2 separate regions of the Homo sapiens genome follow, and region 2 is linked to region 1. Evidence: chromatin contacts called from ENCODE Hi-C or POLR2A ChIA-PET data. All regions are on one chromosome and are shown on one strand. Each heading gives the region's core, a stretch centred on a gene start or an enhancer-like site at or near the end of the contact. The rest is flanking DNA. Distances are from core to core; before and after follow the strand shown.

Region 1 (6,187 bases), core at 1,597-4,096:
GACCAGCTGGGGTCGGGGAGCTATGAGATGTCACCCTGGGATGTCACCCTGGGATGGCCTCATCCTGGAAGAGCCAAGCAAAGGATGCTGCAGGCAGCTTGCGCTGGGAGAAGGGGGCCCATGACCTCATTGCCTTGTGCTCCCACTTGCCTGCCTTGGAGTTGGCCACCTTTCCTGTGTTTGCTTTCTGGGCAAGCTTTTTTTGAGTACTTCAGTATAGTGACAATGATACCATATATTGATCATTTACTGTGTGGCAGGTACAGTATCAAGTCCCTGTGATACTAAACTCATTAAGCTTTGCAGCAGCACTAGGACATGGACTTATGGGCTCTGCTCAGGAGTGAGCGGCCCCTTACGTGTCCTGATGAAACCACATCAGTCATTTCTGAAGATCACAGGGAAGTCCAGCTGAGCACCTTTAATTCTGGGACTCAGTGCACAGCTGCTCTTCCTGCTGAATATTCACTCTGAGGAACTGTAAGTGCTGCTGAAGCAGGAGCCTCTGAAGGAGGGAGAGGGGGCACTGTCACCCATGGTCCTCCCCTCTGCTCAGGTGCTGGTTCTCAGCCCTGTCTGCAGTAAGGCCGGCAGCGGAAACTCTGGAGCCAGACGCCCCGGGCTGGAGCCCCAGCCCACTGCTTGGTGTGCGGCTGCTACAAAATAGGAATCACTGCAAGGGCACTGAGGCTGGTGGGAGGAGATCCTCCTGGGGGTTGGGGGGAGTCAGGGAGAGTGGGCAGCGGGGATGGGGGAGGAGACAGGGCGGTACTCTGAAGTCTATGTCCCCACTTTAGCAGACTTTTCTGGAAATTTAACTGGGCCACATTCTGCCCAGAGGCCATAGGTTGCCTGGCTCCTGGATAGCCTGAGGGTTTCTGTGTGAATTATTTTCCCCCACTCCCAGGTTATAAGGGAAATGGGGGTGCTCTGTGGGAAGGAGGGCGCGGGGGAGTGCGGCTCCTACCTCCTTGCTCAGCGGCTGCTGGAGTGGATGTCGGCCCGTCAGCTGCAGCGTTTGCTTCGGCTCCATTTCCTGGAGTTTATTTTTCACTCTACTTTAATTTTCAGTTTTTGAAAAATGAGATAGCTAGACAGGATTTAGACCCAGGAGTTTGGAGCCTTTCCCAGCCTCTTGCTTGTTGGTCTCGGATGGCAGTGTTGAGTGATCTGAGGGCCTTAGGGTCTTCCCTTGGGCTGACCCGGTCCCGGGTTGCTGGGTGGAACGTGCTGTCTCACCACCTGCTTGGATCCCCCTGGGCCTGTCCGTCTTGGGGGTCAGTGGGGCCATGGTGGGCAGCAGCAGAGGGCGGGAGGGAGGGCGGGCAGCTTGTACTCTAGTGCCACTGCGGTCACTGCCTGTGGTGGGGTCTGGGAAGGTGCCATCCCTCACCTGTCTGGCTTCCTTTGTTTCCTTGGGATGAGGGTCCCTGTGGGACCTTCCTCCCAGGGCACTGGTGAGACCCAGGAGGGCCAGGCAGGTGGCGGGGTTGGGCACGCTCTTGAGATGGCAGGTGAGAGCCCTCGCAGCGCCCTGGTTCCTGCTGTGTCCCCACTGTTGCCTTCTGTCCTCAGCACCTCTGCAGGCTTTCTCCTTTCCCTCATGGTAACTCACGGGCTTGCCCTCCGCACTCAGGCCTGGCTGACCCGAGGGCACCGTCCTACACAGACCCTCTGGGTCATGTCACCTGGGCAGGCCCTGATCTGCCACCCCAGGCACTGGTGGGAGCCTGACCTCCACACAGCCCGAGGGGCCCTGGAGTTTTCTGGCTGTCATTGTGTTGCTTTTATGCAAGGTGGTCCATTTTGTTGGTGAATAATACTCTGCCAGTGAAGCGAGTGAATTTCAAAGGTGTCAGTTCCATGTTATTGCTCAAGAAACCAAGGTCCCCACTGCTGAGTGATGGGAAGAAGGGACCCATCAGCATTCACAAAGGGACAGTGGCACAGCAAGGAGGAACGTGTAGTCGGGAGGAGCGCCCTCACCCTCACCCCCATTCTCTCACCCCTGCAGAAAGTGCCAGCGATGCCGCCCCTCTGCAGAGGTCCCAGTCTCTCCCACACTCGGCCACCGTCACGCTGGGTGGCACATCTGACCCCAGCACTCTCAGCAGCTCAGCGCTGAGCGAAAGAGAGGCCTCCCGGCTCGACAAGTTCAAGCAGCTGCTTGCCGGCCCCAACACGGACCTTGGTAAGCACCCTGCCCTCTGGAGGACACACACAGACATTTCTTGCTGTTTCTGAAATAGATCACATCTTAAAGGATTCTATGTATGCTTATGTAATGCACACGCGTCCGTGTGTAATTTGCCTTGCAGGAAGGTGATGTTTTCATGTAATATTTTCAAGTCAGTCACTAAGGTAGTAGCAATTTGTGCTTTAGACAAGTTTTGTTAATGTTTTTCCCATGCAATTTGAAAATGTATTTTGCGTTCCTTTTTGTTTTCTTTTTTTAAAATTTGAGACAAGGTCTTACTCTGTTGCCTGGCTGGAGTGCAGTGGTGTGATCATAGCTCACTGCAACCTGGAATTCCTGGGCTCAAGCAATCCTCCTGCCTCAGCTTCCTGAGTATGTGGGACTACAGGATTGTGCCACCATGCTCACCAGATTTTTTAAACAATTTTTTCTACAGATACGGGTCTGCCTGTGTTGCCCAGGCTGGTCTTGAACTCCTAGGCTTAAGAGATCCTCCTGCCTCAGCCTCACAAAGCACTGGGCTTAAGGCGTGATCCACCACGCCTGGCCCATTCTGTTTTCCTGTTGTCCCATTTGCACTCTTTATTATTGCTGCCCTTGGTGAGCCCTTCGAGGCTGGCCAGGTGGACATCCTTGTTCTTGACAGTATTCTGAAGACAGTGGCTCATGGGGGCACAGCGCTGGTGACCATCAACTCAATCTGCTGGTTTTGTACTTTCCTACCATGGGGCTTGCAGTCATCAGAGGGTGACAGGCTGTGAGCCCTGCAAGGGGGCAGGGGTGAGGCTGGGGCAGAGGGGCAGGCCCACAGGGCAGAGCACAGTCACCAGTGTGACTCTTCCTGCGCGAGTTGCTTCCAGGCACACGCAGTGCCCATGTGGACTGCCGTGGCCAGGCTCTGTGGAACGCACTTGCTTTCAGTTCCTCTGGTGGAATTCCTGCTGAATCCACGTCCTTCCTTTCCCTATCTCATCTTTGTGGAGTGCCACTCTGGCTAGGTGTTTGCTAGACGCTGGAGCTCTCGGGAGGACCGGAATGTGGCCTTGGTCATGAGATTGCTTCATTGAGGGGACAAACCTGTATCACACAGTTATGACTGGTGTCACTGTGGCACTCTAAGAGCCAGAGGTGCAACGCCTGGCTTGGCCAGGAGGTGGCGAGTGGCGCACGCGGATGGGCCGCCAGGAGCCACGCAGGAGCCATGCAGGGGCCATATAGGAGCTTGCAGCAGCCGGGCCTTCACGCTCAAGCCCAGGGCAGGGAGAGGGTTTCCGGGCAGAAGCAGCGGTTCAAAGGGCATGGCTGAAGCTGTGTTCTCGAGGCGGGGGAGGGCTCTTGGAAGGTCTCCTGGCTAGAAGGACACAGCTCTGAGTAGAGTTCTCAGAGTGGGTGGTTGTTTCTTCCTTATGTTTGTTTTTTTTTGAAACAGCAACACTTGCATGTGTTATAACATGACACAGCACAGCAGGGTGTATGTGAAAATGAGGCCTGTCCCAGCCCCCACCTTCCCTTCCTTTCCACAGCTCGAGGTGTCTCCTTCCAGCGATGGCCCATGCATCTGTTGTTTTAAACGTTTCGTGTTGATGCAATTCAAACTTGCAGAACAGTTGGCATGAATAGTGCCAACAACTCCCATATGCTCTGTACCCAGAATCACCAATTGTTTACGTTTGCCCATTACCATTCTGCATGTGTGTGCCTGTTTTTGTGTGTATATATACATTTTTTTCCTGAACCATTTGAGAGTCAGTTGGAGATATATCCCTTTACCTCTGAAACCTTCGCTGCATATTTCCTAAGCACAAAGACATTCCCTCAGTATCATCACAGCACAGGGGTCACAATCAGGAAATTTAACGTTGACACAGTACTATTTTAACACTTGTATTATTTTCATCCACAGTCCATAGTCACATTCTGCCAGTTGTCCCAGTAATGTCCTTTCCCTCTTTTTTCTTAGTCCAGACTCCAGTGGGGACCATGCGTTCCATTTGGATGTCACGCCTCTGTCTTCTCCACTAACCTGGCGCAGCAGCTTTGCCGGTCTCTGCATTTCCATCTTGACACTTTAGCAGAGCACGGGCCAGTGATTTTGTGGGATGTCCCTTGGTTTGTGCTTGTCTGATGTTTGCCCACAATGAGATTCTGATTGATAATTTTTGGCAGGAACATCACTGAAGGGATTCGTGTTCTCCTTGGTCATCACAGCGGGGGCACGTGGTGCTGGTGGGTCCTCACGTTGAAGATGTGGACTCCGATCACTTGGTTGAGGTGGCGTCTGCCAGCTCTTTCCACTGAAGAGCTCCCCTTTTTCCTTTGGTGATGAAGTGCTCTGTAGAGAGATGCTCTGGGGTCTGTGCATTTCTACAGTGTATTTCTTTGTCCCCTTGCACGGCAAGGCAGTTGTGCACCTCACTTTTTAAGGGAATGATACATTTTCCCATGGCGTACGTGGAGAACCGCCTTAGTCTTTAGAGTGCCCTGTAACATGCCATCCTATGGATTTCCCCCGACTTGACTGCACCAGCCCCTGCGGTTGGGCAGCGGGTTATTCCTAACTTGCTATTATTACAAACAACTTGAGAACGTTTCTTCAGGCGCCTGAACCTCCTTCTGTGATGGTGACACAGAGCATCCCTAGCCATGGGTGAGGCGAGAAGGCAGTGTGGGGGATGGGTCTGTGAGTTCGCCTAGAGCACCAGGTGTGGAGGTGTCACCCACCAAGACAGGAGATAAAGGTAGATCGTGCTTACGGGAGTCTAGTCTTGTAGTTGACGTACCCATCTTGGCCACTTCCTCTTCTAGCATGCCAGTGCCCCTTCTCTGCTGGCTCTCCTGCCTCCAGGGTGGTGTGGAGATTCAGAACCACGTTGCACCTGGGAGAGTGGGTCCTGGAGCCGGGCTGCCTGTGTGGAGAGCTGGCTCCACTGGTTACTCGCCACGTGACCTTGAGCCAGCTTGGTGATGATCCTGCTCTCAGAGTTCTTGTTTGCGTGATAGACATGATGAAAGCGGTGCTCATTTTGCAGTTTAAATGAGATAGTACATATGACATGCTTAACAGAGTGCCTAGCACATACTAAACACTCAAAAATGTTAGTTATTTTTATGGTTGTTGTTACGTTCATTTGAACTGGCCTTTTTATCTTCTCACTTGATTTTTGTGCTATTGACGTATATGGTCACTTTTGTGGTCATTGACGAGTCAAGGACTTACAGATGTTTTCCTGGTTGTGTCCTGTGGTTTCCAGCAGTAGGCAGGTGGAGGAGAGACAGCTGGTGAAAGCAAGATTTGCCTGATGGGAACCCTGTGCTGGGTCAGGCTCTGAGTACCCACCTGGAGCATTCTGGAGGACTTTGTAATTGAACCAACTTTTGGAAATTAAAATCACACTTAAAAGTAAAGCTTTCAAGACTTGTAGGAAGATGGGAGTATGTAGGGCTAGATTTTAGCACGTAAAAATCAAGTATTTTGTTAGGTTGAGGGGACTGTGGGTTTTTTTCTTTCTTTATAATTCTATGTAAATATCAAATCTAAAACCAAAAAGCTAAATGCAGAGCTTTCAAAGTTAAACGATGACTGCATTTGTATTTAGTAGCAAGAGAAAACATCGCCAGTAAATTGCCTGTTTTTATAAGGCAGTTAAGATAGCTTTGGAAGACAGTGGAATGTACTTTCTTCACATTACATGAAAGACGTAAGTGGCAAATATTTGCCAATGTTGGAGAAGCAAATCACTGATGTGAGAAGTGCCTACAGAAATGAGTCTACCTGCTGAATATCATTCTGTCCAGCGGAGTGCTGTTTTTCTTTGTTTAGCTTACGCTCTGTTATGAGCCTGGGGATGAAAGTAGCAAATAGAACTTAATAGCTCATTTTACTCTTAGCATTGGCTCAATATTTACTCACACAAAGACTGCCTGCTTTGAAGCCCCGGAAAATGACACTCAAGTTGGTCACATGTATCTGGTGAATGGTAGTGCGATTTG
Region 2 (6,187 bases), core at 1,235-3,734, 96 kb after region 1:
AATAAATGCCTTGGATTCCTGAGACCGGCCTTGGGGTGATGGTGGGAGTTTGTATCACAGTGAGCTGCTGTCTGGTAATAAAAGGCCATTCCTAAAGGCCCAGGCCCAACCACTTAGCTGATGGCATCAGGACAGAGAGGTTGCCTGGGGTTCTCTGGCGCTGGGCTCTTCGGTCTAGGTAGGGATGTGATACCGACCCAGGAAAGGTGTGTTCATCAGTTTGGTTTTGCAGGGGACACACTTCAGATCATAGCAGAAGGTGTAGCCAAGTTACCATTTTGTGATTTAGTTTAATATAAAGTGTGTCTAATTATGGTTTCTTAAATAGTCAGTTGACAGATGATGTACATAATGGGAAAATACTTAAAATTGATTTATGATTCACAGTACATCCAGAATTTGCTGTTAGAATAGCTCTTTGAGGACTTTATAATTCTCACTGTCTTTGTAATATGTGAAAGGTCAAAATGGTGGTTCTTAATTGGTATTATTGTCTTAGCTATCTGAAACCAGCTTCTGGGTTTCCTGAGGCACGGCAGGAATGTTTCCCTCTGCAAACCCTGCTTCTAGGTGATGGAGCTTTGCCACATTTTCTCTTTCAGTTGTGGGATAGCCACATCTCTTTGTTAGTTGGTTTTATCTGTAAAAAAAAAAAAAAGTCCAAATATATGCCTTACCTCTGTTACATAACAAAGATTCTTTAAGTTAAATGCCTTCCTGGACAGCAGCTTCAAAGACGGATGGGACACAGGGCTGCAGGAGGAAAGGTGACTTGCTTAGGAGTGAGGCTGGGGCAAAGCAGCCATCTCCATTTCCTTCCAGGCCGGAGCTGCCCCTGGCCCGTGTTGCCTTCTGTCTCTCATCAGGGCCCCTGGACCGCACTGGACCGCCACCCAGTTACTCTGGGAAACTGATTTGATACACAGATTACTTTGGATTTGCTTAAGGAAATATTAGCTTACCTGGCCTCTTTTGCCACTCCACTGGTTTTAGGAAATTGATAAATTTGGCGTTGTTTTGAACCTATTTTTTAATGCATTTTAATTTCAGAAAAGATTTCCAAAGGATGACACTAGCATCTATCTGCGAGTTTTACCAAGTGGAATTCTGTTATGAGTGTTGGAAGAGAAAGTTAATTACGAACAGGTTGCATACATCTTTATTTAGTTACTGTGATAGGTAATAAAAAGGTTCCAGATTATTGTGAATTCCCAGACTATTTCTACATTAATATAGATGAGACACGCCTGTGGCAACGCGGTAGTTTTTCCTGTCTGCCTGATGCTTTGAGGCCTCTTAGAACTGCGCCTTCTGCGTTCTCGCCATCGCCATTTCAGGCAGAGCTGGGCCCGGTGGGGGTTTGGAGACCTTGGTTTCTCCTTTACATCCACTTGGGCGTTTGACCTGTGGACTGAGCCCGACCAGCCGTCTGACCCGCAGTGGGCAATGCCACCCCTGCACACTGGTGGAGGCAGCAGGAGTGGGGTGGCCTCGGCAGGTTTCCCGCTTGCTTTCCATCCTTTCTTCATTTGATTTTTATGTGCTCACTCTTCTGCTGAAGATGCTGTGTCAAAGCCACATGGAGAGCCACATGGAGTCAGAGTTAAACGTTCATCTGGTCTGTCTTTTCCTCCCTCAGTCAGCTCTCTTGTGGCCTTTTTCTGATTTGCCCAGTTCTGTGTATGATGGGAGGCAGGCGGGATGGATGGAGGGGTGCACAGAGCCCCACCTGCCCAGCCTTGTGGAGGACCGCCTCTCTAATGTTGGAGCCTCTCCTGACAATGGGGATGATGGCAGGGGTTGGGTCTGGTGGATGCTGCCTCGTCTGCTCAATAAATGTGTGACAGGAGCTCCTATGTAAGCGGGCTTTGCTGGCCCTGGTCATGCAGAGGTGGCTCAGACCTGGTTCCTGCCCTGCAGGAGCTTATGCTGCTCATGCTGGGGACAGATGTGTGTCCACACGAGTGTAACTGTATGGGAGAGCAATTAGGCCGCCAGGACACCCTGATGAGAGACCTGGGCCCTTGTCCCTGCTGGCACCTGGGCTCCTGCATGGGGCCAGCTTCAGTCCTTTGGCCCTGCCTGTCTGGATAGAGTAGTGCTGCTTCTGCCTCCTCCTCTTCCTCCTCCTCCTCGGCAGCACTGCTGCTGGCGGGCCTCCTTTGGCACGCATCACAGATGTGTGTGTGTGCCTCAGCTTACTCCATTTGGCTGTTGACTCACAATCTTGATGTTCACCAGTAACGTTTTGAGATACTTGGAGCAGGCATTTTGTAGACAAGGAAACTGAGGCCTGGCCACAGTGTGATAAGTGGCAGAGTGATGATGTCCCAGCCTCCTGGGTGTTAGAGTCCTCTGTGGAGATGTGCAAGGATGGGGCGAAATGAAATGCAATTGCAGCATCTCCCTTGGCATTAAAATGTGCCTGTCTTCCCTCAGTCCATTGGTGCCGTTGTCCTGGATAAACGGGAGCGTGGGCTAGTGTGAGATGTTCACGTGGGATGTCGGGAGCCTGCCTGTGATGCCAGGCCAAGCCCACAACACTCTTGTTTGGTTGCTTCTTGAACCACAAGTGTCCTCCTCTGCAGTGTTGGGGACTTTATTATGACTCTGATGTCAGACGGTGGCCAAGCAGGAACCAGCTGACACTAACAGAGGCTTTCAAAGGCTTCCTTTGAGAAATGTTCTAGATTCCCCCAGGACTTCATAAAGTGGAGAAAAATGTGGCCTCTGTCCAGGAAGAAGCTGTCACAGCTGAAAACTTGTAAACTATTGATGTACTTGAATTGCTGTCTGTGTCAGAGGCTGAAAATCGATGTTTACTAATTGCTATGGCTGATGTTACTAAGCAGCCGAGGCCTGCTCTGTTTCTAATCATGCAGCAACGGCTGCTGGATAGGGACAGTGTCAAGCAAGCCTGTCGCCTAGGCCTGGGCGAGCTGTTCAGAGAGAACAGGCTTTGGATACCTCCTTCAGGGGAGAAGGTGGTAACATGGAGAACGAGAATCCTCAAGGAGAGAGCGGGGTAGAGGCCGGGGAAGGACTTACCTCAGTATTGCTGTTTTAATCATATCGCTCGTAATGATGTTTGTTGTGACGTAACATAAATGTCCGTTTCTCCTGCTTCTCCAGATCCACATAGACATCCCTCGCATGAGCCCTGAAGCGTTGATCCTGCAGCCCAAGGTGACGGAGGTAAGAAGCTCTTGCCGTGGGGAGTTCCCCTCGTTGGGAGTGGCTGATGCCCACTGTGCTAACCAGACAGTGGGCGCAGCCGGAGGTGCTTCACCCAGAAGCAAGGTTGCTGTGGTGAGCTGCCGGTGCATCTAGCCCTTGTGGACACAGTTGCTGACAGGACTTCTATTTGTTCTTTAAATATTTTTACTGTATAATATTGACACACAGCGAAGAATGTATGTAATACATATGTGTGGATGTATGCACTCATGTTCCACCACCAGATTGAGGAAACAGAACCCCCCAGTGCTGCCCAGCTACAAACATGGCCTTGACCTCAGGCCTGACCCAGAGCACCAAGGCCGCTTGTGTATCCCCCACCCCTGTGCAACCCCCTTCCTGGATGACGCTTTCTTGCCTTTTATGTTTACGATTCTTTGTGACTTTCATTCATGGGACAGTAGGGACACAATGTATTCATTTAATTTGGGTCTTTTGGAGCTGCATAACTCTTTGTGTAGTCTGGTCTCTGCCTCTTGTTTTTTTTTCCTTTATTTATTTAGAGACAAGAGTCTTGCTCTGTCGCCCAGGCTGGAGTACAGTGGTATGATCTCGGCTCACTGCCACCTCCACCTCCTGGGTTCGGGTGATTCTTTTGCCTCAGCCTCCCTGGGCTGGGATTACAGGCACCCACCACCACGCCCGGCTAATTTTTGTATTTTCTGTAGAGATAGGGATTTGCCTTGTTGGCCAGGCTGGTCTTGAACTCCTGACCTCAAGTGATCTGCCCGCCTTGGCCTCCCAAAATGCTGGGATTACAGGTGTGAGCCACGGCGCCCGGCGTCTCTCATTGTTTTCTAAGATTCAGCTAATCTGTTGTATCTAGTTACATAATAGTTTGTTATTTAAATATTCCTCACTCTCCTTCGTCTTCTTCCTGTTGGACATTTGGGTTGTTTCTGATGTTTTGCTGTTAGGAAGGGTGTTATCTGGAGCCTTCACGTACATTTATGCAGGTGCTCACAGGCAAGATTTCTCTAAGGCTTTTACAAAGGAGTACAATTATTGCATCATTGGGTGTGGTGTGTGCCTGTTGTACCTTCAAGATAATGTCCACAAGCTTCCCAGACGGCCGCTACCAAATAAACTGTCCTCTGCAGCGTGTGAGTGTTCCCTCCGCACGCCGCACATCCTTGCCAGTTCTTCATGCTGTGGGACTTCCTGTTTTTGTTGCTCTGGTGGATATTCCTGTTGCAGTCCTCACGTTTGTTTCTCTGGTTACTCACGGAGTTAAGCATCTCTTTGTATATTTACGGATGTCTTCTGTCTTTCCCCCTTCTGCGAAATGTTCCTCCTGCCTTTTGCCCATTTTTCTTTTGGTTTGTCGATTCGCTCCTTTATTAGTTGTTGATCTTTACATGGTAAGAATTCTGATTCTTTGTCAGTTTGTATGTTGTAAAGATCTTCTGCCCTCTGCAGCTTTTCTCTTCCTTTTTTCTTGGTGGATCTTGATGATCAGAAGTTGTTAGCTCTAGTGTGGTTGAACTTAACAGTCTTTTAAGGTGAGCACTGATGCATGTTATCTAAAGAACTTTTTTCTACACATGAAGGTGTTCACCCAGATTTTCATCCAGAAGTTTTGCTTTTCACGCCTCTGTGTTCAGTTCATCTGCAGTTGATGGCCATGTGTGATGGGAGGCAGGAGTCTGTTTAATTTCCTCCTGGGACAGTGGCAGTCCCCATACTGTTTCTGGGTCCAGCTCATCTCCCATATTTGTTATGTCACTCCTGTTTTCTGTCACTGCCACATTCATATAGATCTGTGTTGTGTTGTGTTGTTTTTTTGTCGCAGTATTTACGTAGTGTTCCCTTCATATCGCACCCCGCAAGTAATTTAGCTTCATGACGTCCTCCTACCTGGTGGGGGTGCACACCGCCCACTGGTTTCCTCTTCACCGTGGACTGGCCAGTCCCACCCCTTGCTCTTCCACGTACGTCTCAGAGTCAGTTTGCCAAGGTCTTTCACTTGTTTTTTGTTTTTTGGGTCTGTTTGGTTTATGACTGGAATTGCATGGAATCTTTCTATTCCATGGAAAGTTAGGGGTCAGAAAAGACAGTTTTTAGTTTGGGAGAATGGATAGCTTTATGAAATTAAATATTCATTTTTGTGAATGTGCTAGTTCCTCTTTTAAAAGTCATTTTTAATGCTTTTCAGTGAAGGTTTTGAATTTCCCCTATGAAGCGTCTCGTACATGTGTTACCGGTGGAGGGTGTCCAGGTTCTTGGTGCTTTGAACAAAGAATTGGACAAAATGCACAAACAAAGCTAGGAAAGAATGAAGCAGCAAAAGCAGACATTTATTGAAAATGAAAGCACACTCCACAGGTCGGGAGTGGACCTGAGCAAGCAGCTCAAGGGCCTGGTAACTGGATTTTCTGGGGTTTAAATACCCTCTAGAGGTTTCCCATCGGTTACTTAGTGTACACCCTATGTAAATGAAGTAGTGGCCCGCTATCAGTCTGATTGGTTGCAGAAAGCGACCAATGAGAGGCTGAAGTGAAGCACCCTATGCAAATGTCTGATTGGTTGCAGAAAGTGACCAATCAGAGGCTGAAGTCACAAAATTATATTCCTATGCAGATGAAGACTTGGCCTGGGACCAGGCTGCTAGGTTGCTGGAGGGGACCAATCAGAGGTACTTTCAGTTTTTCATCTGCCACGCAGAAGAGGGGTGGATTGTGAAGGCAGTAGCCTCTGGTCCTTTTGTTACCTGGGCATGGAAAGTTGTTTTTTTTTGTTTTGTTTCGTTTTGTTTTTTTTTGTGTTTTTTTTTTTTTTTTTAGTTCTAGGAAGCTAGTGTGAATTGGCCTTAGGTTACCTGCCTCCAGACCCTATTCTCCTGCCTGACGTGTTTTATTAGATTTATTCTTAGTTATCACATGTTTTTCTTGTTATAGTAAATGTTATCTCTTTAAAGCTGAAATTTTTATTATTTGAGATATTTTGTTTT

Evidence for each region. A loop is a pair of places that touch in the nucleus more often than their neighbours do. ChIA-PET counts read pairs that join two places held with the same protein, here RNA polymerase II (POLR2A). Pooled maps may share reads with other maps.
Region 2: a map of ascending aorta shows a loop between it and region 1 (4-fold over the local background). The contact joins two enhancer-like sites. A Hi-C loop is called at or near these places in 1 of 168 maps with a recorded cell type or tissue (ascending aorta) and 2 of 50 pooled maps. POLR2A ChIA-PET finds 5 or more read pairs at or near these places in 2 of 52 experiments (HEK293 and activated CD8-positive, alpha-beta memory T cell).

Annotation. Positions count from the first base shown.
Region 1 is chr22:46,795,430-46,801,616 of GRCh38, forward strand. It overlaps TBC1D22A (TBC1 domain family member 22A), which reads left to right. Exons shown (of 13, transcript NM_014346.5): 4 at 2,015-2,191. Among named protein-coding and RNA genes, the nearest start is that of TBC1D22A, 36 kb to the left of the region's middle. RefSeq lists an enhancer at 2,888-3,388. Within about 2 kb of position 2,847, at least 6 of the 41 ENCODE cell types and tissues checked have a DNase peak (open chromatin) inside an H3K27ac peak, as active enhancers do.
Region 2 is chr22:46,891,652-46,897,838 of GRCh38, forward strand. It overlaps TBC1D22A (TBC1 domain family member 22A), which reads left to right. Exons shown (of 13, transcript NM_014346.5): 7 at 3,133-3,195. Among named protein-coding and RNA genes, the nearest start is that of TBC1D22A-AS1, 21 kb to the right of the region's middle. Within about 2 kb of position 2,485, at least 5 of the 41 ENCODE cell types and tissues checked have a DNase peak (open chromatin) inside an H3K27ac peak, as active enhancers do.